Regions from separate parts of the Homo sapiens genome. Here region 1 is linked to region 2. The links are chromatin loops, found by intact Hi-C in ENCODE. Cell type or tissue: ascending aorta. All regions are shown on one strand. Each heading gives the region's core, and the rest is flanking DNA. Links, peaks and the distances in the headings are about the cores only. Region 1 overlaps PITPNM2 (phosphatidylinositol transfer protein membrane associated 2). Region 2 overlaps PITPNM2 (phosphatidylinositol transfer protein membrane associated 2).

Evidence for each region. Peaks named below come from ENCODE experiments on the same cell type or tissue, not always from the same donor. Only the 100,000 strongest peaks of a DNase experiment are listed, where the experiment ranks them.
Region 1: a loop joins it to region 2, with 3 times the contacts of the local background. A loop is called at or near these places in 14 of 110 quality-filtered maps.

The regions. Positions count from the first base shown.
Region 1 is chr12:123,107,813-123,122,812 of GRCh38, reverse strand. PITPNM2 (phosphatidylinositol transfer protein membrane associated 2) reads left to right here. Exons shown (of 26, transcript NM_020845.3): 2 at 12,325-12,428. Among named protein-coding and RNA genes, the nearest start is that of PITPNM2-AS1, 34 kb to the right of the region's middle. RefSeq lists enhancers at 2,760-3,573, 3,574-4,387, 14,890-15,000. In ascending aorta, for the core only: no CTCF peak of the experiment used is centred there; a DNase peak (open chromatin) is centred at 7,122; H3K4me3 peaks cover 442 bases; H3K27ac peaks cover 2,082 bases.
Region 2 is chr12:123,055,609-123,070,608 of GRCh38, reverse strand. All of the region lies in intron 2 of PITPNM2 (phosphatidylinositol transfer protein membrane associated 2), which reads left to right. Among named protein-coding and RNA genes, the nearest start is that of PITPNM2-AS1, 18 kb to the left of the region's middle. RefSeq lists enhancers at 1-290, 4,266-4,767, 4,926-5,788, 11,614-12,115. In ascending aorta, for the core only: a CTCF peak has its summit at 6,892; DNase peaks (open chromatin) are centred at 6,048 and 7,535; H3K27ac peaks cover 4,904 bases.

The sequences.
Region 1 (15,000 bases), core at 3,488-11,487, 52 kb before region 2:
CCGCAAAGGGCAGGCTGTAGGGTAGTTCCTGGCATAGCCAGTTAAGACTGTTCATTCCCATTAGCTGCCAGCTTGCACACGACTGAGGGGCTCTTGGGTTTTTGGATTCCTGTAGTCAGGTTGTGGTCTGGAAGATATGTTCCTGGTAAAGGGTGGGGGCAGCAGCTACCTTGCCCCTTCTCTGTCAGCTTGTTTACCACCGAGTATCTGAGAAACACCAGAAGCTAACCTTCAGGGAGGTTATGTTTTTGGGGGAGCTCAGATGTGACCAGGAGGCCTATCAACAGGCTTGCGACTTGGATTTCCCAGATCTGTAAGTTGACGTCATTTCTTTCTTTCTTCTTTTTTTTGGAGACGGAGCCTTGTTCTGTCACCCAGGTTGGAGTGCAATGACACGATCTTGGCTCACTGCAACCTCCGCCTCCCAGGTTCAAGCGATTCTCCTGCCTCAGCCTCCTGAGTAGCTGGGACTACAGGCGTGTGTCACCACGCCCGGCTAATTTTTGTATTTTAGTAGGGACGGGGTTTCACCATGTTGGCCAGGCTGGTCTCGAACTCCCGACCTCAGACGATCTGCCTGCCTTAGCCTCCTAAAGTGCTGGGATTACAGGCATGAGCCACCGCACCAGGCCAATTGACATCATTTCTAAAGAGATTCCCCAGGGAGCTGGGGGCAGGAGGAATGGAGAGTTAGTATTTGATAGGTACAGAGTTCAGTTTGGGAAGATGAAGAAGTTCTGGAGGTAGATGGCAGTGATGATTGTGCACTTAAAAATGGTTGACGTGTTAGATGGGCATGGCGGTGTGTGCCTGTAGTCCCAACTATAATACTTGTGAGGCTGAGGTGGGAGGATCACTTGAGCCTGGGAGGCAGACGTTGCAGTGAGCCAAGATCATGCCACTGTACTCCAGCCTGGGTGACAGAGCGAAACCCTGTTTCAAAAACAAACAAACAAAAGGTTGACATGGGCTGGGCATGGTAGTCCAAGCCTGTAATCTCAGGGACTCAAGAGGCAGAGGCGGGAGGATTGCTTGAGGCCAGGAGTTAGAGACCACCCTGGACAACATAGACCTTTCCTCTACTAAAAAAAAATTATGTTAAAGTCAGATGTAGTGGTGCGTGCCTGTAGTCCCACCTACTCAGGAGGCTGAGGCAGGAGGTTTGTTTGAGCCAGGAATTCAAGGTTGCAATGAGCTGTAATCATGCCCCTGCACTCCAGCCTGGATGACAGAGTGAGACCCTGTCTCAAAAAACAAATAAAATAAAATAAAAATAAAAAAGTTATTATGGTAATTGTTATGTTATGCGTATTTAACCACAAACACAAAAAAAGGTATAATTCACTGTAGCTATCATCTCATGAACAAAAGGAACACTAAGAAGTAGGAAAGATCTAAGAATAAAGAAACTAAGTGGAGCTTTTTGATTTTTGTTTGTTTGTTTTGACACACGGTCTTGTTCTGTTGCCCAGGCTGGAGGGCATGATCATGTCCTACTGCAGCCTCAAACTCCTGAGTTCAAGAGATCCTTCTATCTCGGCCTCGTAAAGTGTTGGGATCGCAGGTGTGTGCCACCATACCCCACCAAACTGGAGCTCTTTGAACAGCTTGGCCCATTAGCCATGTTCTCATTTCTCCTTGAACCGGTGAGAGCTTGGCCAGGCCTGGCGCTGACCTGCTCACTGGGGTTTGGGAGTCAGCAGAGAGGCCTCTGAGGGCTGGAGCCAGAGTCAGCTCCCCAGAGAAGGAGCCTGGGCTGGGCCTGCAGCAGCTGTGTGTTCTGAGAAGATTCTATTCTCTAACTTGGGAGACCTGGGGCTGTCTCATTTCTCTGTGTTTAAACAAGAAGTGTGTCTCTGGCCTGCTGCCGGATGTTTTGGAGGCTGGTTCAAGTGAAGCACCCAGTGATCTGGGTGTGGTCTTCGTTATGCTTTTCCATTTTCCCCAGGGGCTCAGATAACTTTTGCAAAAAGAGCAGGTGAGCAGAGCAGATGTTTGTTTAGAATGACATGGTGGCTCAGAGTAGGTGCTCAGAGAGGTTGTCCCTGCTGGGGCTGTGGTGTCTGACCAGCAGGGAGGAGCTTTGCAGAGGTATTGTGTGGCCTCTGCACAGCCATCCTGCCCTAAGGTGCTAGGTGTTGTACCAGCAAAGGTCATCATCCCAGACTGTAATTACTCTCAGGAAACATGTGCCACTACATCTCAGTGCCTTTAGAGGATGTGGATGTGAGCTCACTCTCACTGGCCAGGGTGTGACTGACAGTGAATTAGCTTTATGCCACATCTGGCTGAGGGCTCTGACTCTTCCATGATCCACTCTCCATATGAGAGGTCTGTGGTCATCACTCTACTTGCAGAGAGAAAGGCACTAGTCCTATAGAAGACCAAGGAACTCCTATGGCACTCTTGACAAGGAGGCTGCTGCCCTGGGCCAGTGCCTCCCAGCCAACCTGTGACTATTAGACCAGAATGCTGCTTAGACACCTGTTGTCTTACCCCTCCTTTCACAGCCAAAACACAGATTCCAGGAGGTGAGGGGCCGTCGAAGCTCACAGCCAGTTGGAGTCAAAACTGGCTCTTGAACCCAGTCCGTGAACTCAGGTCCTGAATGCTCTGGTTGGGGCATTTTAAATCTTAGAGGGTGTTAGTTATAAGGTGACCTTAAATCTGCGGGTTCATATTTGACAAAACCAAAGCCAGGCCTTTGCTGCAGGTGTGCCCTCAGAAAGCCCTTGTCGGCTATGCAGCAAAACCCCGGCAGGCCATACAGGCACCTGTGATGAGTTTCCCTTTGACTCACTGGTTGTCAAGTAGGTAACACGACTTCACCATACTCACAGGGCAGTATGGTTGCTGAGCTGACACAGCCTCCTCACGTGGGTGGCAAGCGTATGCTTCCCATTAAGAAAATTGCTACTTTTGAACGGGCTCCCAACAGAACTTTTTCTTGCTTACTAAAATTAAGAAAATAATAATAAAACAAGCCACTCAACACCCCAAACTCAAAAAAAAAAAAAGAAAGAAAAGAAAAAGAAGAAATATTTAGCATTGACCCAGAAAAAAAGCCTCTGTATTCAGCCTGATATTAGTACTCATGGAGCCACATGGATGGAACGAAGAAATTTTCATTTAGGTGTGATTAAGATCACATCCTCAGCCAGGCGCGGTGGCTCACGCCTGTAATCCCAGCACTTTGGGAGGCCGAGGCGGGCGGATCACGAGGTCAGGAGATCAAGACCATCCTGGCCAACACGGTGAAACCCTGTCTCTACTAAAAAATACAAAAAATTAGCCAGGCGTGGTGGCGGGTGCCTGTAGTCCCAGCTATTTGGGAGGCTGAGGCAGGAGAATGTTGTGAAGCTGGGAGGCGGAGCTTGCAGTGAGCCAAGATGGTTCCACTGCACTCCAGCCTGGGTGACAGAGCAAGACTCTGTCTCAAAAAAAAAAAAAAAAAAAATCACCATCCTCTATGCTTCTAGATAGAGCACAGCCTTTAGTTGTGCTACCTAATCCTTGTCCCTACCTCCCGAGCATGACAAAGCTTAGGCAGAAGCTGCTTCAAACACAAATGAACTGTGCTGAATTTTCCTCTGAGCATTCTCAGCAGTCCCAGGAGATCATTGGAGAAATCCCCCAGGTGGCCACAGAATCAGAGCTGTCTTGCTGCGTTAAGTCTTGTTGGATCACTTGAGTCCTGAAGAGGCCCTTGGTAAAGGGAATAGTTAGGCTATTGTCATCAACGCTGAGCCCAGATACATCTGGGAGTGGGAGCTGGAGATCTCTGCCCCTGACCTGCAGGTGACTAAAGCTGACAGTGGACACAGGCCACACGGACACAGCCGAGTGACACTGTTTCACGTCCCTGCAGCCTGGCCTCCATCAGCACTAAGGCACAGTATTTGCGGAAGGGCCATGTGTTCGACAATACTTACCATGTCCAGTAGCCAGATGGTCTAAACAACCCATCAGTGGTATGGTATGTAAATATTTTCCATCATTATCATGGTGCTGCCGTGTTGACATTAACGAGGATGAAGAATTACTCTGAGGAGCTCTCCGTTAAGAGCCAGTCAGGCCGCAGGCGGGGCTGCAAAGCTGTCCGTACACCCTGGAGGCTGACAGCTTTCCAGGCTAGCTTGGTTTCCTCTTGCTTCCTCCTCCCAGGCACAAATTCCCTCACACACTGGCCCCGTGGACATTCCCCTCAGAACTCTTCCCAAGCACAATGTCTGTTTCTCATCATGAACTAATGTTTTCCACTATTGGGAAGAGCTTTGTGACCCAGCATATTTCCCTCTTTGCTTTGCCTACCAGGAAGCACACAGCTAAGATTTTACTCATTTGCTTTTAGATTGTTCTCAATTTAGAGCCTTGATAGAGATTTTCTCCCTCCTGTTTGGTTGCTTTCTTTCTTTGCTCATCTCATGTTTGGTGGGAAAATGTGGTGAGCCTATGTTGTAAGGTTTTTGGAAGCAGGCAGTATGGATAGAGCTTGAGCAGGTTCCCATCATGATCGCAGAGTACAGAACTGGTCTGTATCCAATCTCCCTGAACTGTCACCTAGACTGGTAGTTCTAAGAAGGCTAAGATTAGACCTCAGCCTAATTCTCCTGTGTATCTCCTACATATCTGACAATTAGTATCAATTTGGTGAATGTATTAGTTAAGTAATGCTAACTGCTAGACAATTCTCTAGTCTCAGTGGCTTATCACAATAAAGGCTTATCCCCACTCTTGTCTTAGTTGAATTGCATGCTCTGTGAGTGGCCTCCATGTGGTGAATTGGGGACCCAGGATCCTTTCACACTGTGGCTCTCCCATCCCTTGGGGCTCCCCTGGAGTTCTCCAGTGAATCTGTGCAGTCAGCTGGCTGGTAAGCAGAGAAAGAGGGAGCATAGGAGATTGCATGGGGCATTCTGGGGGCCAGGCTTTGAAGTGGTGGACCTCCCCTACTCATATAACTAGTCCCGTAGCCTCACCTAGAGTCCAGGGGGCTAAACATATGATTTAGGGAGAGGAAATTGGACCATGCCAGAGTCTGTCATAGTGAGATATTGAACAATGAATGAACAAATCCATGAAGGGCACAGAGAGCAGAGCAGGGCTCCAGGGGCACACGTCTGAGGAGCCCAGTGAGCACTTCTGTCTGCCTTGCAAACCTAGATGCAAGTCATTGGACTTGATGCAGGGCTTTGGATTACAGGTCAGTATTCCCTTCTGTCCAAATCATAGGATTGTAGAATGTTGGAGCTGAACTGAGAACCCTTTCAGAGGTCATGAAGCCCAGCCTCCTCACTCTACAGATGGGGAAACAGAGGCCCAGTGAGCCGAGCTGACTTACCCAGAGTCAGCAGCCAGAACTCTGGTCTCAATCCCATGCCAATGATCACTTCACTGCACTCAGGGAATCCCATCCATATCTCTGTCCACAGTGTGCAAACCCCTGCTCTGCACAGATAGAGAGTCGTGTAATTAAGTGACAGCTTGAGTTGATCATCTGATGGCCAGCTTACTCCGTAGGATCACTGGAGAAATTCCCCAGCCTCACGACCGCTGTTTGAAACTCAGCACCGGCTTCATTTCAGCATTCACTCCATTGGGATATTGGGAGTGGAAGACTACTCTCTTCCTAAGACTCATTTAAGCACTAACGTCTCTCAGCAACTCTCATATGTGAGGATACAAAAGGTCTTCATGAGTCTTATGATGGAAGTAGAACTTCCTGCAAACCCGCTAGAGAGCTTGGCCACCATCAGTTACCTATTGCTGCTTAACAGAGTACGTCCAAACATAGTGATGCAAAATGCCATTTTATTTATTTGCTCACAGTGTGGCAATTTGGGCAGGGCCCAGTGGTAAGGTTAGCTCATCCCTGTGCCACTGGTGTCAGCTGGAACAACTTGACTACTTGGGGTGGGGGACCCATTGACAAGGTGGCTGGCTGCACTCCTGTGGCTGGTGAGATGGTACTGGTGCTTGGCTGTATCTGCTAGGGCTGCTGGCTGGAACATCCGTTCCCCTCCTCATCACCCGTTGGGCAAGGTACAAGTGGTTGGCTTCTTACCTGGCTTCAGCTTCCCTAGAGTTCAAATGCAGAAGCATCCAGGCTGCCACCACCACTTCATTCTCCTCACTCCTCTCCTGCTTTTTTTTTTTTTTTTTTTTGAAACAAGGTCTTGCCCTGTCACCAGGCTAGAGTGCAGTGACATAATCATGGCTTACTGCAGCCTCAACCTCCTGGGCTCAAGCAATTCTCCTGCTTCGGCCTCCTGAGTAGCTGAGACGCAGGAATGTGCCACTGCTCCTGGCTAATTTTTGTATTTTTTGTAGAGATGGGGTTTCTCTATGTTGCCCAGGCTGGTCTTGGACTCCTGGCCTCAAGTGATCCTCTTACCTTGGCCTCCTGAAGCACTGGGACTACACATGTGAACCACCACTCCTGGCCAGAATGTCTGTCTTTTTTAAGGCTAACATTCCATCATGTAGATAGACTACATTTTGTTTATCTGTTCATCTGTTTGTGGATGCCTGGGTTGTGCCCACCTTTTGGCTATTGTGAAGATTGCTGCTGTGAACATTGGTGCAGAAATACCTGTTTGCATCCTGCTTTCAATTCTTAGCCAGGCCTCCCTAAGCTTAGAGATACAAACCTGGCACAGTGTTACTTCCATCCCATACTGTTGGCTAAAACAGGCCACAAGGCCAGGCTAGATTAAAAGGGAGGGGACTCCACGAGGGCATGGCTCATTGAAGGCCACCAAAGTAACAGTCCCCGGCAACCACCCTGGGAAAAGATCTTTGCAGACCCATTCACATAAACCCTTCCAAAGCCTGGCTGTGCTCCTGGATGCCTCTGGAATATCCAGGTTCCCATGGCCCAAGCAAGGTCCTACTGGAGCCACTCAAACCAGAACCCAACTGTTCCCTCCCTTGGAGAAGGCTGCACGCTTGTGCTGTGTTTTGTATTGCTGATGGTGGTGCCTCCTATTACATAATCTGTTATTCTGTGCTGCACAAGGCCCTGGTTACTTGTCAAAAGTTTCTAAAAGCCAGCTGTATCAGCTCCAGGCAACTGGGGGTGCTGCCTCTCCCTCATAGTATTAGTCACTCTGTACTTAGCTAAATTTAACTTTTTATCATCCAAATGATATTTTTGTGGGCTTGGGATTTTACATAATGCTACCAACTGCTGCAGGCTAAGAATTTCTCCTCTTTGTTATGCGTGTGTGTATGTGTGTGTGTGTGCATGTGTGTGTGTGCGTGTGTGTGTGCGGGCGCGTATTGGGTTTTTTCCCTCCATCAACTTCTGCATGGTTCAGCAAGGCTTGTTCAGTTTCTCTTCCCCTGCTCTGCTTTCCCAGGTCTGGGTTTTGTTCTTTGGGCTCTGCTTTTGCCACTTGCCAGCAGAGAGAAAAATCGCTCCTAACAGTCTTTTAATGGCCCTGCAAATGCTTCCACCTTCACTGGAGGTCTCTCCACTTTGAACGTCTCTGAGGGTTTCCCTGCTGCCTCCAATAATCTGGGCTTCTGAAAGAGAAGCTCAGCTCCAGAGTACAGTGTTTGTTGAAGAAGATGGAAGGGAGGGGGAGTAGGGTCATAAAATAAGAAATCCAGCCAGCCAGCCTGCCCAAGGCATGGGGTCCATGATGCCAGCTCCTCCTCTTGGCCTGTGGGAGGGTGGGTAATGGTGGAGGGTTCAGAGCTGTTCTTGGGAGAATACAGGGAGGTGGGCGGGTGAGAGGATGGAGACCCAGCCTCAGAAGGGCCTGGAGCAGCATGCAGGGAGCTGGAGACACATCTCAGCCACCTGACTTTCCCTGAGTCCCCACTGCTCAGAGGCTGTAGCACGCCTGGCCCTCATGCAGGGATCTCGGGTCTACACCGTAACTGTGCCTGGGAGGTGCCTTCCTTCATTTTCCGGAGGAGGAAGCTGAAGATCAGCTCAGTGAGGTGAAGCAGCGGTAGTAATCACAGCGGCAGCAAAACACTGAGCACTTACTGTGTGCCAGGCATGGTGCTAAGCACTTGCTTTCTTTAGCTCATCGACTCTTCAGCCATTCTATGAATTAGGTACCAGTATCCACTTTCTTTTTTAGATAGGGAAACCAAGTCCCAGAGAGGTTAAGCAGCTTGCTTGAGTGAGGCCTCATAGCTGGGAAATGGAGGACCACATTTCAGAACCTACCTACCTCCAGGACTCCTCTTGCCACCCAGTTCCGTGGCCTCTTCTAGGCTACATGGCTTTCCAAGGGGCACACTGGGACAAAGGGGAGAAATGGCACTTGGACTGTGCTCATTTCCTGGCGTTACTGGGCTGATTCCAGCCTGATTCCGGCCTGATCTAGTTGCCAGGTTCCTCCCATGCAAGCTGTCTTTAAAATAAAGCAGGGTGTATATGTATAGGCGGTCTCTGGGAGGATTCGCCAGAAACTGGAATTTGCCTTTGGGCAGGGAACTGGGTGCTGGGGAACAGGGACAAGAGAGAAACTTACTCTCACCCTCTAACCATTTTATCCTTTTGAGTTTTGAAGGTTTTCAAAATACAGATGCATTACTTGTCTTAAATTAAGTGATGTTATCTTATTAAAAAATTAGGAATAACTAGGTGTATACCCAAAAGAATTGAAAATAAATGTTCACACAAAAATTTGTACAGCGATGTTCACAGTAGCATTTATTCACAATAGCCAAAAGGTGGAACCAACCCAAATGTCCATCGATGGATGAATGGATAAACAAGATGTAGTGTATATAATGGAATATTACTCCATCATAACAAGAAATGAAATACCGACACAAATGCTATAACATTGGTGAACCTCAGAAACATTATGCTAAGTGAAGGATGTCAGACACAAAAGGATACATATTATATGATTCCATTTATGTGAAGTATCTAGAATAGGCAAACCCATAGAGGCAGAAAGATTAGTGGTTGCCAGGGGCAGGGAGGAGGGGAGGATGGGAAGTGACTGCTTATGTGTACAAGTTTTCTTTTTGGGGTGATGAAAATGTTCTGGTATCAGATAGTGGTGATGGTTGTACAACATTGTAAGTAGACTAATAACCGTAGACCTATATACTTTGAAAGGGTGGGGGGGTTTGTTGGGTTTATAGATGGTCTTGCTGTGTCACTCAGGCTGGAGTGCAGTGGTGTGATCACAGTTCACTGCGGCCTTGATCTCTCAGACTCAGGTTACCCTCCCAACTCAGCCTCCTGAGTAGCTGGGATTACAGGCATGTGCCACTACACCCAGCTAATTTATGAATTTTTGTAAAGATGGGGGGTCTCACTATGTTGCCCAGGCTTGTCTTGAACTCCTGAGCTCAAATGATCCTCTGCCTTGGTCTCTCTAAGTGCTGGGATTACAAGCATGAGCCATGGCACTTGGCTAAAAGGGCGGGTTTTATGGTGTGTGAATTATATCTAAATTGAAAAAAATTAGGAACCATGCCTCCAGATGGAGTCAAAGGCCATGCATGGTCTGTTGTCAGCACTCTGGACAGTTTGCCGTGGTTCCACCTACCATACGTATGGGTCTCTCTCTACCCATTCCTTAGCCACCTGCCTCACAGTCGCCATGTCAACGGAGGCTGGAGACAGCAGTGTTTAACTTCGGCAGCACTACCCACTCATTTGGAACTTACACTTTCCACAAGGGCCAGCCTGAGACGTGTGGACGTCTGGGCAGGCTAGTAGCTGGCACCCCATCAAACTGGTATTCTTTAAGTGTTTGTTTGACATTTATTTAGTGGGGATGAGGAGAGACTGATATTCTATTAATAGGAATCATATAGAGAAACAGATTCACTTGCTAATTCACTTTCTTGGACTGAAACAGAGTCAGGGATCTGAAAATTTTTTAGGAAAGCAATTCTGACTTCTGTTGTTCTTGTCCCCTAAGGTATCTTTTTGTTTTGTTTTTCTTTCCCCTGCAGTTTTCCAAATCATTCAAGCAGTATATTGAAGATTTAGGCTGGGTGCAGTGGCTCACGCCTGTAATCCCTGCACTTTGGGAGGCTGAGGTGGGCGGATCACGAGGTCAGGAGATAAAGACCATCCTGGCTAACATGGTGAAACCCCGTCTCTACTAAAAATACAAAAAAATTAGCCAGGCGTGGTGGCAGTCGCCGTAGTCCCAGCTACTCAGGAGGCTGAGGCAGGAGAATGGTGTGAACCCGGGAGGCGGAGCTTGCAGTGAGCCGAGATAGCACCACTGCACTCCAGCCTGGGTGACAGAGCAAGACTCCATCTCAAAAAAAAAAAAAAAAAAGTATATTGAAGATTTGGATTTAAAACTTAAAGGAATGAAATGACATTTGTTCCTGGGAAACAGCAACACGATGTATTATTTGGTCTTGGATGCCCTGCTCCCCTCCAGGACTGTGACTACGTGTGTATGGAACGTACATTACATGCAACAAACCCCAGCAAGGAATTGTGTTTTATTGTGACTTTCCATGTCCCCTTAGGGCAGTGGACAGATTCACTGTTTACCATTTATGTGAGGGGTCACTGGAGGAAAACTGAGTTAGCCAGCAGCACATTTTAATTTCTTTCCAGGGATGTTTTGAGCCCCCTGCCCCTAGAGGTCTGTTCCCCAAGTAGCTGCCTACTGGGTTGGCTCCTTAGCCTGACCCTGCATTCACTTTTTTCACTTTTAATACTTTTAGTCAGAAACATAATTCCCTGCAGTGCCTCTCTTTGCGTTCTGAGAGTGCTTTTTTCTCATAGCCCCTGTGGATCTAATTCTGTGGGGTGTGAGTCACCACTGCCCTTCTCACCCGCCGAGAAGCATTGTGGTGGGCTGGAGCGGGGCTGGTCTACCAAATCTGGCTCGCCATTGATGGGTGCGTTACCATGGCAAACCCTCAACCCTCTCAACAGCTTTCCTCACCTCGAACATGGGGAGACTTCAGAGTTGCTGGCCTCAACTGTGGCCTACGGTGGCATGTAGAGGCAAGGCTGGAAGGCCAGCTTGCTCATGGTCACTGGGAGGGCTGGGACCTGCATCCACTCTGCTGTGGGTGCCTGGGCTGTTTCATCTGTTCCGGGGGTTGAGTGTGTATGTGGGTGTGTACATGCAGCCGTGGAGACAAGGGGCTGGGGCAGGACAGCGATGGAGCCTCAGTCCCACAGAGGAGCCTGCACGGGGGTGGGCATGCAGGACGCGGTGGCGGTGGCGGGGTTGGAAGAGCCGCCCGCTCCCTGCAGCCACACCTCCCACTGCTGTGTATTGCTAGCTATCTTCACACCTCCCCAATTCCACTCTCCCTCCTCTGTCTGGCCGTTCACTTGGCAGTTGATAACTTTGCCATCCCCAGCCACCATTCCATTTCCCTTTGTTAGGGCTGTGCTTGCCCCTAGCGGGCATGGACTGGTGTCTGAGGAGACCCCCACCATGCCTGTCCTCAGCTCCTAAAGCAGGGTTGCCCTGGAATTGGGCATCAGTTCCTGAAACACTCCCAGCTTCCATAGCCAGCAGATAAGCAGCCTCTCTGTCATGGTCATTGGAGAGCCCTGTAGGCTGCTACCTGCTCTCTGGGCCCAGGGTCAGGAGGCTTGTATGTGTGTCAGGCAAACAAGAATGTGTGTTGAGCTGCGAGGTGGGCTACCCGGCTTGTCTGTGGTCCCTGTAGGAGCCCTGGGTTGGGTAGTGGCTTCAGTGGTACCTGTGAAGACTTTGTCATCTCTGAGGCTGTTGGACCTGCGACTCTTTGGAAATCCATTTCTCCACCTTTTTCATTTTGTTTTGAATGCTTGTCTCTGGCCTCTGGGTAGTCAGATCACACTCTGCCCAGCTGGAGGGGCTTGCTGGAAGGCTGGAAGCCATTTGCATCACCCCACAATATGACCATGCCCCTGTCCCGGCATCAGGACGCCATCCTCTCGGACTGTGTCTCCCACTCTTCTTCCTGCATTACCTCATTTTCCAGCCTCCTCTCTGCGGTCTGAAGTCCTCCAATCCCAGTGGGGTTCATGAGTGAAAAATCAAGGTTTGAGACAGAGCTCCAGGGGCCTTTGAAAATAGGATGGCTTATGGTGTGTGCTGGTGGTCTCAGTTCCCACTCCCTGAGCAGTTTTCCTAAGTAGAAGGGGTGCCGGGCAATGTTGGGGTGTATCTGTCACCAATTCTGAGTTAGACACTTGCTTCCTGAATCGTCCTGGGCTGGGTCCCTTTGTAAAATGGAGACACCTTTAGTCAGATGTCCCCTGTTCAATCCTCTTGGTCCATCGGCATTGTGGGTCTCCCAGTTGGATTGGTGTGGAGTGATCAGAGTCCAGGTGTCTCACCTCCTCTCCCATTGTGCTTCTCCCTGCAGGATGCTGGCACGTGTGTCCTGGTCCTCAACAACCTTCTGTGAGCCTAGGGACCCATTTCTCCTCCTTTGACAGGGACATCAGTGGAGCCTTCTCAGACCCACAGGTAAGGCCGTCCACCTGTGCAGTAGCACCCTACTTCCCAGAGCTGAGGCCCTGCAGGCCACCCTGGCCTTTGGAGTTTGAGGGTACGGAGACTTTATTGCTGTTTCCCTTTTCCCCTAAAAACCGGACTATTGTTGGGCGCAGTGGCTCACACCTGTAATCCCAGCACTTTGGGAGGCTAAGGCAGGAGGATCACTGGAGGCCAGGATTTCAAGACAGCCTCGGCAACATAGTGAGACTGCATATCTCTGAAAAAAAAAATTAACTGGGTGAGGTGCCACATGCCTATAGTCCCAGCTACTGGGGAGGCTGATGTAGGACGATCACTTGAGCCCAGGAGTTCGAGGCTGCAGTAAGCCATGGTCGCACTACTTCACTCCAGCCTGAGTAACACAGTGAGACCCCGTCTCTTAAAAAGACACTATAAACCTGACTTTATCTGATTAATGTGGGGTAGATTGTATTTATTGATTACGCTTTTGCAAATATTGACTTCTTTTCACTAAATACGAAAGACCGATGTTCTGCCTCTGGTAGCTTTCGATTCCAAATAGGATAAAAACTGCTTGGGTCAGCCTTTGAGGCCCCAACGGCTGCTATTCTCCTGTTTATAGAGCACCCCAGAGTGGCTCTTTTCTGTTTGCTCTTGAGGCTTAGCCTGGCCTGCTCTACCCTTAGTACATGGAAGAGGACAGGCAGGAGTTATGCTTCTTCTGTGCCTTGGCTGGGAAGCTCAGGCTCTGGCTACTCGCTGGCTTTGGCAGAGAGCAGAGGCTGGGCTGCTGCCTTGCTCAGCTGCCCGCAAGTCATGGTCAGTGGCCCAGAAACAAGCATGAGTGTGGTTTTTAATGCACCATCCCTCTGGATGTACAGTGAGAAGCCAAGGCTGAGTGGAGGGTGGGCCTGAGCCTCTGTCTTGAGTCTCAGGGAGTGCCAGGTCTAGAGATTGAATGGCCCAGGGAGTAGCAGTCTCTCCCCTCCCACCCCCAGCTGGCAGCAGGAGCCCCTGGCCTCCCAAGCTTCTTTCCATTTCGTATTTCTTTGTCTCAGGCACAATCCCTGGCCTTGGCCCCATTTTCCATGCCAAGGCCTTTGTTGGGTGGAACAGGAGGTAAAGTGATTTTTCCTTCTTTTTTTCCTAAATGTTGATGAACCCTTCTCCTGTTCACTCATTGGCTAGTTTCAGCTTTGGAGGCACGGAGGATGGATGTTCCATCAAGGGAAGCTAGCAAAGCTGAGGTGAGGATGCTGGTGGGGGTAGGTTTAATGTACCCAGCCCCTGCTGCATGGGGCTAAGTCCCACAGTAACCATGAGCAGTGCCTGTTAGGGTCCCTTTTTACACAGGAAGCCGAGGCTCAGAGATGGCAGATATCAGCTCCAGGTTGCACAGCTAGTCAGTGGTGGGATTGGGATTGGACCCCGAGTCTAGACCTGGAAGCACATGGCATGGTTTTTCAAATTTGGCCTGTGACTCACAGGGCCCTTGGTTCAGCCCAGGCTCAACTGTTACTTGCTGTCTGATCTCGGGTAAGTCCCTTCCCTTCTCCGGGTGCCCTCATCCTTGCTGGGAAGATAGGGCACGTTGTGATGGGGCCTCTTAAGTTGCCTCTGTGGCTCCGTAGTTCCAGGCTGGCACCGTGGACTGTTATCTTCTCTAATTGCTCATTCTTTTCAGTTGCTGTGAAAAGGCCTCCAAGTGCTAAGAAGAGAGAGTGCTATGTTGTATTTTTTGTTTTTCTGTTTTGTTTTAATTCACTTTCCAAGGTGTCCCAGCTACTGGGAGTGGATGTAGGGGAGGGCACATAGTAACACTCAGCCCTGACTTGCAGCTTCTCCAGGGGTCACTCGGGTTCTGCGGGGTTGGGGCCTCGTGGTTGTCCTGTTGCCAAAGGTCTTGGCTGCCAAGTCGAGGCAGGGCCCGGTGAGAGCTCTTCTGCCCTGCATGGCCTGAGCACTGACATTGCTCTGAGGGACGCTGCTTCAACACAGCCTTGGTCTCCTGTCTCCTTTCTTACAGGAAGGAGGTTCTATTCCTTCTTAACAACTGCATTCCAGAGTGCAGTGGCTTTGCAGAGACCATGGCCTTGCAGCTCACCTCATCCGAAGGTCTTCACTTAGACCTAAAATGTCTTCAGGAATTGTTCTGCTCCACTCATTTGTCCATAAAGTATTTATTGTTACTTAGTTTGCACCAGGGACCATTCCAGTTGCCAGAGACGCCACTGTGAACAAAACAGACAGGCATCCCTGCCCGCGTCTAGTTTATATGCTGGTACATTCTCTGCGCTTTGCTTATGCAGTTCCAGCATCCTGAAATTCCCTCTTCCCACCTCTACCTGTCAGGTTCCTGTTTCACCTTCCAAGCCCATTTCAAACAGCTCCTTTCCTCTAAATTTCTTTGCAAGGCCTGGGTCCGCATTAGCCTCTCCTTCCTCCCTCTGTGCTGTCACGGCATACTGCTTGGACCTCAGAATTCTTGGCATCATTTTCCCTGAAATATTTCAGTAAGTGTCTGTGTCTGCTGTTGACCTGGGAACCTTGTAATGTGGGAGACTTGCCTTTGGGTGCCATC
Region 2 (15,000 bases), core at 3,629-11,628:
CTCCTCAGGGCAGCCAGTGGAGCTGGGAGGGGGGACATCGCCTGCTTCCCAGACTCAGCGTGTGTCATGTTCCTCTGGGCTGCCCGGCCTGGGTGTTCTAGGAGGCCTCTGTCCAGAGGAGCAGACCTTCCCTGATGCCCACACCAACATGAATGCCTGCCATGAGGCCCTGAGGGTGCTGATGACAGCAGCTGTGACAGCGGTGCCATTGCCCACACGGTCCTGGGGCCCTTGGATACGGTCCAGCTCAAACCCCTTCACTATAGCTGGGACACTAAGGCCCACACAGGCCAGGGACCTGCTTCAGCTCCCAGGCCCTTGTTACCACCACTTGATGTGATCTTCTGTTTGCAGTCTGATAGCTTTCAGGGCCCAGTCCCTGCTCCCCACAGTGGACATGGGCTTAGGGCATGATTTAAGCCCCAAGAGCAGTGAAGAGAGCTGGGCTAGGGGCCAGGGCATGGCGACCTCTTGCCCCAGGCTCAAGGCTAGTAGAACCTCTGGACTCGTCTGTCCCTGGGCTGTATCTTATCAGCAGACTCTCCTGGCTGGGTCTTGCCAACCTGGGGACTCTTAGCTCCTTGCCAGTCACTCAGTGAGCCCCTGCTTGTCATATGAGCACCGGGTGCAGAGCCCCACTGCTGGGCAGCTTCCTGAGTGCATTGCATCTGGCTTTTCACTGTCACCTTGGGAAACGGTCAGGGCAGATGACCAGAATCTGTTCCAGGAAGGGGCCTGGAAGTTGGGTCACCTGCCCAAGGTCAGACAACTGTTCTGGGACAGAGTTTGGAATTAAAATCTTTTATCTAACAAATATTTGCTGGGTACCTACCTTTATTAAGCAACTGCTGTGGCCGAGCCCTGGGGACACAACTTTGAACAAGGCTCGGGCCCTGAGCTCCAAGGCAAACATGTGGCTACAGTGCAGTCTGATAAATGCCAAAAGGAAAGTGGGCGCAAGGTGCCCGGGGTGCTGACTCGGCCCACGGGGCTTGGGAAGGCTTCCAGGGGGCCTGGAAGGCGAGGAAGCTTCACCTGGGGGAAGGGCTCTTTGAGCACAGAGGACTCTGGCCATCTGATTCCAGGCCTATAGGGACCCCAGCAAGCCCAGGAGAGGTGTGGACTCTGGCCTTTTCTTTGCTGCGTGGCCTGCAGCAATCCCTGTCCTGTCTCCAGTCTCTCCATCTGTCTGCAGGGGAGATTGTACCAGGCCCCGTGTTTCATTCTCTGGAGGGCTTCCTGATAACCTCAGGAGATGTGTTTAAAACGCAGGTTCTGAGGCCTCTCACACAGAGGTTCTGATTTAGCAGGTCTGGGAGCAGCGCATAGGAATCTGCATTTTTTTCCTTTTTTTTTTTTTTAGAGAGTAGGTCTTACTCTGTTGTCCAGGCTGGAGTGCAGTGGTGCAATCATAGCTCACTGCAGCCTCCTGGGCTCAAGTCATCCTCCTGCCTCAGTCCCCTGAGTAGCTGGTTCTACAGGCACAATCCACCACTTCTGGCTAATTTTTAATTTTTTTGTATAGATGGGGTCTCACCATATTGCCCAGGCTAGTCTCAAACTCCTGGTCTCAAGCAATCCTCCCACCTCAGCTTTCCAAAGTGCTGGGATTAAGGGTGTGAGCCACTGTACCTGGCCCTGGAATCTACATTTTAAACAAGCTCACTGGGTGTTTCTAAAGCAGCTCATCCCTGTACTTCAGTTTGAGAAAAGCTGGACTTAACCATCTTGGCTCTGACATTATCAATCCTACAGTTGTCCTGACCATGTCCCTTGAAGTGGGCAGAGCCTATGGTGTTGGGGTGGTGGAGGTGCCTGGGGTTCGTAAGTGCTGGAGCTCTCTGAGATTCCAAACTCTGCAGAATCTCAGAGAAACCCTTGGTCATAGTCCTAAAGCTTCCAAAAGTCTTGGCCAACTCCCTCAGCTCCCCATTATGGGAGGGTCTCCAAAAGTGGAGACAGGTAGGGGATGCTGAGCCCCTTGGGGTTAGGGGGCTGTTAAGTATTTCTCAGATCTCGCTTCAAGCATTTCTGATTAGAAAGACCTGCAGTCCCTGCGTTAGTTCTTAAGGCTGTCTGCTTAGGGCTGGTGTGCCCAAGGATTATTTTTATTTATTTATTTATTTATTTATTTATTTATTTATTTATTTATTATTTTTTGGAGATGGAGTCTCGCTCTGTCGCCCAGGCTGGAGTGCAGTGGGGCAATCTTGGCTCACTGCAAGCTCCGCCTCCCAGGTTCACGCCATTCTCCTGCCTCAGCCTCCCAAGTAGCCACCTCACCCGGCTAATTTTTTGTATTTTTAGTAGAGACGGGGTTTCACCGTGTTAGCCAGGATGTTCTCGATCTCCTGACTTTGTGATCCGCCCACCTTGGCCTCCCAAAGTGCTGGGATTACAGGCGTGAGCCACCGTGCCCGGCCGTGCCCGTGGATTTTTAGCAAAGCTGAGCTGGCCTGACCTGACATGGGGGCCTAGAAAAAGCTGTTCAGGTACCATGTGGGGAGGTGGAGAAAGTGGGGAGGCTGGGCAGGGGGAGGCCAGTGCACTTTGGGCCACATGACTACTTCCCCTCAAGTGTCTTAAGAGCCTGGATGCAGACGGGTTTCTCACCGTTGGCTCCTCGCATGCCCTGAGCTAATTGGGCTGCAGCCCTGCTAACAGCCTGGTGACAGGCTGCCTCAGTCCTGCCCAGATGCTAGTGTCACCCTTCCAGCCAAGAGACCCATTGGCTGTTCTCCTGCAGGGTGCCCGGAGCAGGAGACACTAGCTGACCTATATGTGGTCAGCTCAGAGTGTGTCCTGTTTCCCAATGCCACAAACCCAATGTACTAGTTTCCTGGGGCTGCCGTCACAAATGACCACAAACTGCATGGCCTAAACAGCAGAAATTTATTCTCTCACAGTTCTGGAGGCCAGAAGTCTCAGATCAAGCTGTCAGCAGGACCACACTCCCTCTGAAAGCTCCAAGGAGAATCCTTCCTTGCCTCTTGCAGCTTCTGGTGGCCCCAAGTGTTCCTTGGCTTGTGGCTGCATCACTGCAGTCTCTGCCTCTGCCTTCACATGGCCTTCTCCTGTGTCTCCTGTGTCCTCTCCTCTTCTTCTTTTGCGTGTGTGTGTGTGTGTGTGTGTGTGTGTGTGTGTGTGTGTGTGTGATGGAGTTTCACCCTTGTCTCCCAGGCTGGAGTGCAGTGGCACAATCTTGGCTCACTGCAACCTCTGCCTCCTGGGTTCAAGCGATTCTCCTGCCTCAGCCTCCTGAGTAGCTGGGATTACAAGCATGTGCCACCATGTCCAGCTAATTTTTGTATTTTTGGTAGAGACGGGGTTTCACCATGTTGCCCATGCTGGTCTCGAACTCCTGACCTCAGGTGTTCCACCCACCTTGGTTCCCAAAGTGCTGGGATTACAGGCATGAGCCACCATGCATGGCCATGGCTGTAGACTCTCTCCTCTTCTTATAAGAACACCAGTCATTGGGTTTTGAGCCCATCCTCAATCCAGTATGATTTCATCTAGAAATCCTTCACTAATCATATCCACAAATACCCTATTTCCAAATAAGGTCACATTCTGAGGCTCTAGTTAGATGTGAATTTGGGGAGGGGGCTGCACTATTCAACCCCTTGCACCCAGCAGGCAGAATGTCACCAGATAAAGGGCAAACCTACTGCACTGGCCGGGGAGTGTGGCCTGGCAGCGGGTCCCAGGAAACACACCCAGGGCTTTTAGCAGCCTCAGGCCCTGTCATCAGCAAGGGCGACTTTGCCTCCACGAGTAGAATCAGAGAGCCCAGAGCAGCCGAGGGGGTCCAGTAGGCAGCCACTGTGGAGAGGGTGTACTAGTCAGACACGTATTTTAAGGTGTCCTGGAGGAGAAAGGCTGCATGTGGCTCCAAAAAGTCAATCAAGACCCCAGGTTGAGTCCCAGTGGGGCAAACTGTTCAGTATAGGAACTTTCTCTAATAGCAGTACCTTGTAGCCCATCCCAGGGGGTGGTTAAGCCCCTCTCACAGGATGGGCATTGCAGAGAGGAGTCTGTCTGTCTCCCAGCTCTCAGTCTGTGCTTGTCTCAGAGGTTCATGCCCCCACCCCCAACAGCTGTGGGGTGAGGTCACGGACTCACTCCACAAAGGCAGTGGAGATGATGGTGGCATACATAGCCAGACCCCTGCTCTTGCTCCTGGCTGGCTCATGAGTTTGTGGGTTGTGGGGAGTACCCACAATGCTCAGTCTTCAGGGCATCTACAGTGACGGCCCCTCACCCTCTGCCCCTGCCTGCACCAGCCCACTCCGTGTGTTTCCCAGCTTGGTCTTCTCTACCCCTCGTCAGGCCCTCCCCTTGCTCGATCTTGACACTTGGCCTCCTTCCTGGCCAGGCTGTCTGCCTGCATCCAGCCCTGGCTCCCTGAGCTCCTCTCGGATACATCACTGGGCACATGGTGGAGTGGCCATTTCAACACATGGCACCTGCAAGAGCTTTCATCTCCTTCCCCTGGCCCATCGCAGATGAGACACACTGACACCTCAGCTGTGAAGGTGACATTTGTCTACACACACGCACACAAACGCATACAGGGCTGGATACAACAAGGGACAAGGCTTAGGCCTGCTGCAGACCTTGGGTGAGTCTCTGCCCCACGTCTCCAGCAGTTAATGAAAGACAATCTTGCTCTGGGAAGCACTTCCTGCATCTGACTTCTAGAAGTCTCTGCTGTCCAGGATGACAGAGGGTGCCCCTGAATGCAGGAAGTGCTGAGTGTTGCCAGTACCAGTGCCCCTGTGGCTGCCTGACCACCATCCATTCCTTCCCATCCTCCTGCTGTGAGAGAACCAACAGACCACCTTGGGGATGATGTCCCCTAAGGCTCCCAGGCCAGCCCAGGGTGCCTGTTGGGGAGCTGCCTCCTCATCCTCACACCCACAGGCTTTACATACAATTAATCATTTAAAATGAACAGCCCTTCTGAGCTTGCTGGCCTCCTGCAAGTCTCACACCAACTTGCCAAAATCCTTTCCCTTTTCTGGGCCCCTTGCTTTTACCTGTCAAAAAGACATAATCTGCTGGGACAAGGTGTGTCAGCTGCTCCCACAGAGCCTGGTGCCTTGGAAATGCCCCATAAATGGTTGTTCCTGTCTTGCATCCTCCTGCCTCTCCTGCCAGCCCCGTTGGTTCCCCATTGACTCCGTCTCCAGTGTCTGCTGTGCACCTGCTCTGGGCAGAGCCCTGTGCGCTGTCCCTGGCACCAGGTGGCTCTCATGCTGCCCCTGCAAAGCAGCAGCTAGAGATGAGCTGAGTCCTGCTGCCTGCCCCATGACAGTGACTGGAGGGCTATGGGGGAACCCTGGATGCCATCGGGGACCTCTTCACCCTTTCTTCTGGTTTTTTGGATGCTCTCGGAAAGCCTTCTGGGTGGCCCCTTGAGCTTGACCTCACAGACCGATGAGGCAGCTGCTCCAGGCTCAGCACTGCAGTTGCACAAGGATGGACAGGGCCTTGTGCAGCCGTCCAGGGGCCTCCAGCGGCTGTGGGTGGCAAGTGCCTGCAGAATGGGGGCTGTAGCTCAGCTGTCCCAATGGGAGACTCTGAGCAAGGCTCTGAAGGGTGAGCAGGGCATGGCAGGCCCAGGCTGAGGACATCTCAGGTGCCCAGTGCCTCACTGTCACCTCATTTAATCCCACTCAACCCTCCAAGGTGGGTGGTGGTCCACAAATGGGTACACTGAGGCCTGGAGCAGGTAAAGGACTTGCTCAAAGACAAGGCTTGAATGTGAACGTGGTCTGGCCCCAGAGCTAGTCACTCCCTGTGTCCTGCTGCATCTGATTCATTGTGTTGTTTGTTTCCCACTAGCTTTTTTTTGCAGGGTGAGGGTGATGTGCTTACCCCCACAACCTTCCCTGATTTTCTCCTGTTCCTGCTGTTGTATTTGGGGCTGTTCAGTGCCTCCTCACTTCCCACCCTGTTGACACAGGGGTGTTGCTGGGCTCGTTTTGTTTTTGACCCAGTCAGCCTGGCAGGGAAGTGGCGGGCTGTGCGCAGAGCTTCCCGAAATAGCCCCAGGCTCCCCGCCAAAGATAGAGGAGCCAGACTGTGCGCGATGGGCTTGGGCCAGTTGAAAGATGTCTTGGTTCCCTACTCCCCTCAGCTCCCCTGCCCTGTGCCACCCCCAGCCCAGGTCTTGATGCTCCTGCACATACCTGTGCCCCGTGGTGGCTGAGAGCCTCCTGTGGGCTGCAGGCCTTGGGGTGCTGGTTGGGATCGGTTTGGTGTCACCCTGGGCCCAGAATGAGGAGTTCTCATCCCTTCCCTGCTACTGACTTGCCCGATGACCTTGACCAAGTCCCTGTCGCTCTCTTGGTTTCCATTTTCCAATTTGGAGTGGGGAGAGTGCGTCTGTCTGCCTGCTGGCAGCGTTGCTGGGAGGGTCGAAACAGTGAGCAACGGCCCCAACCCTGGGAAGGCTGGCAATAATGCATAGTGACAAAATGATATCAATGATTTGTTTCCCCTAGTCCTGACTGTTTTGAGTGTGGGGACACAGTTCTTTAGCAGGGCTGATCCCCAGCATCACCATCACCATCACCATCATCATTATAGTAATAATAGCGGCTGCTGCTGTTGCTTGGGTGTTGTGTGCTGGGTGCTTTACATTGATTGTCTGTTAATTTATTCCCCTTACTACCCTATGAGGTGTGTGTGGTATTGGACTAGGTCCACATACCTATAAAATGAAGGTCCACATACCTTCACCTATAAAATGAAGAACTGAGGCTCAGAGAGTTTAAGTAACTTCCTTAAGACCAAGTGAGGGGTGGAGCTGTGTGATCAGAGCACCATTCTGATGTCAAAGCCTGAGTTCTGCCTGCAATGCTGTGACCCCTCCTCCAGGGGTCCCTGCTCTAGGCTTTTCCTTCCAGACCTGGAGCCTGGTCTCGTGGGGGCTGCTCTTGGCAGCCAGAGCATCCAGTAGGTCTCATCTGCATTCTGACCAGAGAGCCCTGGTGTAGGACAGAGACCCACAAGGGGCTCTGCCTCCAAAGAGAGCCCTGGGGGAGAGGGAGACGCTTCTGGGACTGAAGGGGCCACTTATTTTAGCCCCCTCTTTTAAATATTATGCATTTAAGCAACGTCACAGAACAGAGTCAGCAAGCACTTCCTAAGCACCAGCTGTGTGCCAAGCCCTGGGGGCTCCTGTGTGCCTCTCACCAAGCCCAAGAGGCCTGTTTCACTCAGACTTTGCAGGTGAAGAAATGCAGCCCAGCCAGGGGCGCAGGCCACCTGCCCAAGGCCACCTATCTAAGGCCACCGGCTGGGCAGTGGCAGTGCTGGTACCAGAGCCAGGTCTGCCTGGCATACCTGCCCCTTCTCCACACTGCAGAGATGAGGAAGCTCTCAACCACCAAGCCCTGCCGTGTTCCTCATTCCTGCCTACCCTTGCTTGCCCAGTCACAGGCCTGGAAACACAGGCCTTGCCCTGAGCAGGGGTCAGCGGGCCCTGGGGCAACACAGGTTCCGTCAGCAGAGCTGGGCTCTGCGTCCTTGTGGACCTATGTGCCCGCAGGCCTGTGTTATGAATATATTTATAGGCATTGCTGTTTGTGTGTGTGTGCACATTTGCTTTCGTGTGTGACTCATCTCTTTGGACTGTGTTCCCCAAGGTCACAGGGCCTGGTGAGTTTTAGAGGCAGAGCACATGTCACCCCTCATCTGTCCTGCATTGGTAGTGGGGTGAAGCAGGGGTGATATGCAGTTGGTTCACACAGATATGTGGTGAAAACATTGATGTGCAGATCCACAATTCCTTATCCTCAATTCCAAAATCCAGCACACTGAAAACCAGACACTTTTTTGTAACTCATTTGGCAGCAAAATTTTTCCTGAACTGAGGTGAGGCTATTTATAGTCCAAGTGAGGCTATTTATAGTCTTTATGTATTCTATATTCATGTCTTTCACTGCAGAGAGTTCAATGTATTTGTTTATTGGATGCTGCTGAGATATGCAGCTTTACCTGTCTAAAGTTCAGGATATTCTGAAATCCTAGATACATCTAGCCCCAAGAGCAAGAGTGCTGTACTTTTTTTTGCTGGTAAATAGCCTCTGCCCCTGCCCCGTCCCCCTTATTGTCCCTTCCCTGGGATTTCTGGAGCTAAGTGGGCAATGCTGTCCACAGGCACCTCCAGGATTCCCCCAGCCCCACAGCCAGCAGCAGTGCCCAGGGGTTAGATATTTTTAGTATTCCTGTGGGTGACAGAACACATCTTGGTTGCCAGGCATAGTGTTCTACCCCCTCACTGGACGTATTACCACCTCCCTTTACAGATGAGTAAACCAAGGCTCAGTTGCAAGTATCAGATCTAAGGACGGAGAGATGAGAAGTGCAGGCGCTGGACCCCAAACTTTCCCTTCCACCTGGCTGCCTGTCTGGGAGGGAGTCTGGGGACTCAGGAACCTGTCTCCCTGGATTTGTTGAAATGGGAAGCAGCAAGCATCAGGGTCCCAGGTGCACCGGAGGGGAGCAGACAGATGCAAGCCAGGCTGCTCTACTTGGCAGGGAGAAGGAGGAGGAGGAGCAGGGGCCCCTCAGTTGCTGCAGGGCCTCCCTAGGAACTTACCGCCTACCTCTACACCGTAGTTCCTGCTTCTCAGAGTCCCTTTGTTAGAACACCTGTGCCTTCCTCCGCACCCAACTCCATCTCTTCCCAGCAGCCAGCCCTCATAGCTGCTCCGGCTCTTGGGTCTTTCCTCCAGAACTCTCTGAAGCCACTGGCACATAGGGAGATGGCATAACTTTGTCCAAACTCTGTCGGCAGCTGTTCTTGGGGACCCTGCTAGCAGCCACCTTCTCCTACAACCTTCAGAAGCTCCCTTGGATGCAGGAGCTTTGTCAGGGCCTGAAAGCCCCAGGCTTCCCCCTTTTTCTGACTCCCCAGTGTACAAGTTCTTTCCCATTTCCTGTGAGACGCATCATCTTGTGATGACCAATGACTCCCACCATCCACCACATTGACCCTGGCTCAGAAGCCTTTGGTCTGAGAAGCTTCTTGCCCACTGGGACGCCTCCTATCCACCCTGCCCAAGCCATGCCTGACGTGCCATAGTGCAGTGAGAGGGCCTACTCTTGGACAGTGGAGAGATCTGGGACAGGGTTATGGCTGTAGTGGTTAACCATCCTTGGATTGTAGGCACGTCAGCAGACCTCTCCAGAGCTTGTTTCCTGTTTCCTCATCTGCAGAGTGGGCTTAGGGTTGGCTGCCCTCACAGAGCTGTTGATGAGGATTGGCCTTAGGGCAGGCATCCTGCATAGACCGTGCCTTGTCATGAGCCCTGTTACCCTTCCCCCATTCCACTAGCAGGGTCTTTCTTCCTGTATACCCATTAAGGGGTCAGAAAGTTTCCCAGAGCTGCCGTGAGTGTAAAGAAGTCAACTGTGACCCGTTGTGAAGACCTTTGGGTTTAGAGGCAGAGGCTCTGGGCTCTAGTCCCACCCCTGCCCTATGTAGATGATGGATGGATGCATGGGTGGATGGATGCATGGGTGGATGAATGCATGGGTGGATGGATCAGTGGATGCATGCATGAGTGAATGGCGCGGTAGCTACATGGGTAGATGGATAGGTGGATGCATGGGTGAAGGGATGCATGGGTAGATGCGAGTAGGGATGCATAGGTGGAAGGATGAGTAGATCAACTGTCTGCCCTTTTCTGGGCCTTAATTTTTCCATCTACCCAATGATAGGGTTGGATTGCAAGTTCTTCAGTTTCTGAGGTTTGTGACCCCACCTATGTCAACCTGGCACCCTTAAGGACTGCTGCCCCCTTAGGTGGTGACCTATAAGGAGGACCGTGCCTATACCCAGGGACCCTGGAACCCTCTCTGAGCTCCACCTTCCACCCTGCCTTGGGCCTTCCCAGCTCTGACTTGGTACCCTCCTTGCAGCCTCTGCGCTCCTCATCCCTTTCCAATAGGAGTGCAGTTTTCTTCTGGCTCTTTTGTTGACAGAATCGCTTGTTTATTTGTGGTGGGAGAGTCTGTATATCCTGTGTGCAGTCACTTCCCTCCAGGCCACTCTGCATTCATGCAGGATGAGCTGCTGAGTGAGCATTGGGTGGAAGTGTCAGGCGCTGGGGGCTTGGCAGAGGGACTGTCACAGGGTCAGGGTGGCTTTACTGCCAAGGTGGCTCTTGAGTTAGGTCAGGAGCTAGGTCAACTTAGTAGGTCAGAATTTCCCGGTGGAGGTGGAGACCCAGGTGATGGCACCCAGACGGGCTGGGTCCTCACGGGTGAGGGTGTCAGTTCACCAGCCTGTGCAAAGACTTCCAGTGCCAAGGCAAGGAGCTCAGGGTGCTTTGGTGAATGAAGGTGAATTCTTGAAGGGTTTTAACCAGGAGGTGACCCAGTCAAGTTCCTTCTCCTGCAGTATGCTGGAGCATCTTTGGTTAAAAATAAAAAAATAAAGGTCAACATGGAAAACTCACCCTCGATTTGTGCTCTGAGCCCTTGGGGCCTGGGGGTTGATAAAAAGAGCCAGGATGCTAGCTTGCAGAAAAGGGAGCGCTGCCAGGACTTGGAGAAAAAAAGGAAACTGATACTTGGAGTTCTGCCTGACCTTTCTTTCCTCGTTTCTTTTTAGGTGAAATTCAGTAAGCTTAAACATGTTAAAAGTGCACAATTCGGTGGCATATAGTATGCATACAAGATTGTGCAGCCACCACCTTTATCTAGTTCTAAAACATTTCCATCACCCTGAAAGGAACCCCTGTCCCTTTTAAGCAGTCACTTCCCATTCCTCCCTCCCCACAGCTCCTGGCCACCATCTGTCTGCATCCTAGCTCTATGGATTTGTCTATTCCGGATGTTTCATAGCCACAGAATCAGGCATACACCAGACTCTGGGCCCTTTCTTAGGCTCTGCCTTGTCCCTGCTGTGCTACAAGCTCACCATTTATTTCCTGCTCTATGGCCCTCAAGCCAGTCCTGTGTGCAGCCTGGGTGGAGCTCCCAGCTTCCCACTGTCCAAGAGAGAAGCTCAGATGATATGAAAACAAATCAGTCAAGCTTGTTCTGGGGGAGAAGTGGGCCTCCACCCTTCTGGGGGCATTAGTGGGTGTGTATGGCCAGGTGCTAAAGGGCCAGAAGGTGGTAAAGCTGGGACAGTACTCCTGACTGCAGAGAGTACAGACCGAACCCTGGAAGTGAAGTCACAGAGCCTTGTGGGCATCTGGCTTCCCAGGCAGTTCCTCCCTGACCTTCTCTGGGCCCTCTGCCCCACATCCGAGACCTTTTACCAAATTCAGGCTATGTAGCTCAGTGCTGCTACGGAAAGGGGCAGGGGCTGAGCCACACAGGAGGTGGCTGGTTGACTCACTGCTCTCCAGATGGCCCTTGGAAGAGCCCCCAGAAAAGGTCCCATGCTTGTGAGCTCCTCCTCTCTGACTGGAAACACATGGGCTCTTCAGCCTGTGATATCCTTGGTTGGCCTTCTCCCTGCCTGGTTCTCTCCCTGCCTAGATGCTGACCTCTGCCCCCACAGCTGTGCCTCTCCTAAGTACTTATGGAGATCTGTAGAGCACCTCGCTGTGGGCTTGGCCCTGAAGATGCAGAAATGAAGCAGATGCGGGTGCTGCCCTGAGCTTCATGGTTTGGGCCCAGACAATGGGAATGGGGTGTGGTGGGAGCTGGGGCTGAGGTGCTCTCAATGCACCTGGGCACTCAGCTTTGCCCAGAGTAGTCTCGGAGGGCTTCTCAGAGTGAGTGCTGTGTAAGCTGATTCTTAATAGACACTTCGAGAATTTTCCAGGTGGACCCCGTGGGAAAGGGCTTTTTCCACAAAAGAACCAGCAGGGGTTGAGCACTTGAGCAAATGCCTCAGGCAACAGTTACCAGCTTCTACAGCGCTTGGGGCCTTGAGCAAATGCCTCAGGCAACAGTTACCAGCTTCTGCAGTGCTTGGGGCCGAGGTGTAAGAGGCAGGTGCTGCTCTTGAGGGCTTTGGAGCTGAGGACCGCAAACAGGGAACAACAAGAATGACAGCAGGGAACAGCAGGTGAATGGTGGAGTGAGAGAGGCCCTGGAGAGGCTGTGGGTGGGGCATGATGGCTTCCAGTGACATTCTGGGGAGCTGGCAAACATGGTTGCATCTGCATTGGGAAGATGTCCTCTAATGGTTTCTAGAAGGAGGATTTCAGAGGAACCAAACTGGAAACATAGAGGCCAATTAGAAGGCTGTCTCTGACACCCAGGGAGTGCTGGTGAGGGCCAGAATCAAAAGGGATGGAGGCAGAAGGCAAATTAGAGGGAGACATAGCAGGTGTTCTTCCCATGGCTCAGCCATGGGTGACTTGGAATTCTTGGGGAGGGGACCCCATGGTGGCATTGGAGACGGAGACCTGGTATACACCCTGACCACCTCCCTGGCAGCCCTACAACCTTGGCTGAATTGTCTGATCTCACCTGGCCTTGGTTTATCCTTCCGACAAAATGCCCAAAAAGAAGAAGTGAAGAACGTGGGTTCGTAAGTACTTTGAAGAGTAAAAGGTCAGGGGATGAAGGCATAGTTTGTTTTTTGCTGCCTAGTGGCCCAGAGAGGAGGTAGCACCTGTCAGGTGTACAGGAGGGGTCCCTGGGACTTGGGGCCCAGCTGGCACGGAGGGTCACATTCCAACCTCTGGATCCCTTGGATCTGCAAAAGGGTTCCAGTTCCCCTCTCCAACTCTGAGAGCAGCTGCACCTGATTCCCCCAGGGCCTTAGCTGTACCTCCTCCTCTGTGGTTAATAATTCAGGACAAGCCAGATGGCTCTGCTTTCCCCCTCCTTCTTTCCCATAGCCTCCTAGGGCTTGTTCCTCAACTAGGGGTGGGCGTCGCGGTGGGGAGCCCAGGAGGCTCAGCCGCTTGTAACTCAGATGAACCGTCACCACCAGAGCCTACAGCCTCTATGTGCCCTGGGGCTTCAGGTTCTGGCCGGGCGCCCCAGCTTTGGTGTCCATAGGCCCATTGCCTGGGGAAGTGGAGAGAGCACTTAGAAACCACAGGTCCTGCCTCCCGCCCAGCTCTGATTTCAGATGCGGTCTTGTCTACGGCACTTTGTAAATACTTGTAGGGTGAGGAGACCAATGGTACCATTTGCACCCTCAGAGACATTCTTTCCTTAGTTCTTCTGAATGTTCCTGTTAGGAAGAAGTTCTTTTTGTTTGTTTTTGAATTTAAATTTTTTTTTTTTTTTTTTTGAGATAGAGTTTTGCTCTTGTTGCCCAGGCTGGAGTGCAATGGTGTGATCTCGGCTCACCGCAACTTCTGCCTCCCGGGTTCAAGCGATTCTCCTGCCTCAGCCTCCCGAGTAGTTGGGATTACAGGCATGTGCCACCATGCCTAGCTAATTTTGTATTTTTAGTAGAGACGGGGTTTCTCCGTGTTGGTCAGGCTGGTCTTGAACTCCCAACCTCAGGTGATCCACCCGCCTCGGCCTCTCAAAGTGCTGGGATTGCAGGCGTGAACCACCACGCCTGGCCTGAATTTAGATTTTTAACCTGAAGTTGCCCTGAAGATATGCTCCCCGGTTAGGAAGGAATTCTCACACACACTCAGACGCGCTTTTCTCTTTCACATTTGGGATCCGAGGCTTCTGAGTACTCTGACTTGTCCAAGGCTGAGCAGCAGATCGGTGGCCTCTACTCCCAGTTCACACCTGCTTGGTTCCCATTCAAGGCCAGGGGCTAGACCTCAGTGAACTGCCACCTCCTGGGTCTGCAAAGTCCTGCAGGGACCTGCAGGTTGTCCCCATTCTCTGTGATTCTTAGCACCCATCTTGATAGGATCTTGGGCACAGGACCCCTGATTGGGCTGGGTATGGAGAGAGCCAGGCCCTGAGGCTATCCCAGCCCCTGGCCTGGGGCATCCCGGGAGAGGACAGGGACAGTGTCCAGTGTCACCCAGTGCAGGGAGAGACTTTCTTTGTCAACCCAGGAGGGCTTGTTAGAAGAAGAGGGCCGGGCAGCTCAGCTCTTTCCCTCTTCGTGTCCGGCAGCAGGAGGCCACTCCTGGGTCTGGGCCTCCTGGAGTTGGCAAGAGCTGCTGACTGAGAACCTGACCCAGGCCCATGAAGGCAGTGTCCAAGGTGAGCCAGCACAGTGGCCGTCCACATACCTGTATGCTAAGGTGAAGCCACCGCAGTGAGAAGCTGGTGCAGAACATTTTGGGGCAGCTCTAAATAGAAAAGGATTTTGTCTCCCGGGCAACGTGGACATGAGACATAAGCCTACACGCCTCCATGTAGGCTCCCAGACTGCCTGAAAGCTCCGGCTAAGTTCTCCAGAGCGCTCAGGTGATAGCTCTTCTTCTCAGACGAGTACTCTGAGGCCACTGTCATGCCAGACATGTAAGTGGCCAAGCTTGGCCTGACGCTGCAGTCACTTTCCACTGACCTGCAGCTGTGACTCATCACCACTGCCTTGACCTCAGGGCCAGAGCCTGGAACTCAAGCTGCAGGGCTCCTAAGAGTGAACTCAAGGAAGCCCAACTGGGCTTGGGACTGGGCAGTGTTCTAGGATCCAGGTGGAGCAGAGGTGAGATTAACACCACAGGAAAGAACCCCAGGGAGAGGCAGAGGCAGGACATTGGCTGGTGGAGTATGAACACATCATAAAAAGGTGCCACTCTATTTCTTTTCGTCGTGCTTTCACTAACATCTTGCAAGTGTGTGTGTGTGTGTGTGTGTGTCTTCAAACTATGATATTAGTATATTGGGGATGCTTTTATGGAGGGGGCTTGTGGGGAGTCACCGTTCCCTCTGCCCTGTTTGCTTCTGCTGGGGAAGGGAGCAAGATGTGGGTGGCTTAAGAGAGCCTGGCAAGAAGAAGAATTCTCACCCAGAATCTGTTGAAAGGATCTGGTTTTGAAGCTGAATGGAAGATCCCATAGCCTGAGCTACCCTCACAGTGGTCCAGAAACATGTGAATCTGAGCCAAGTCTACTGATGTGTGATTAATTTACAAATAGGCGT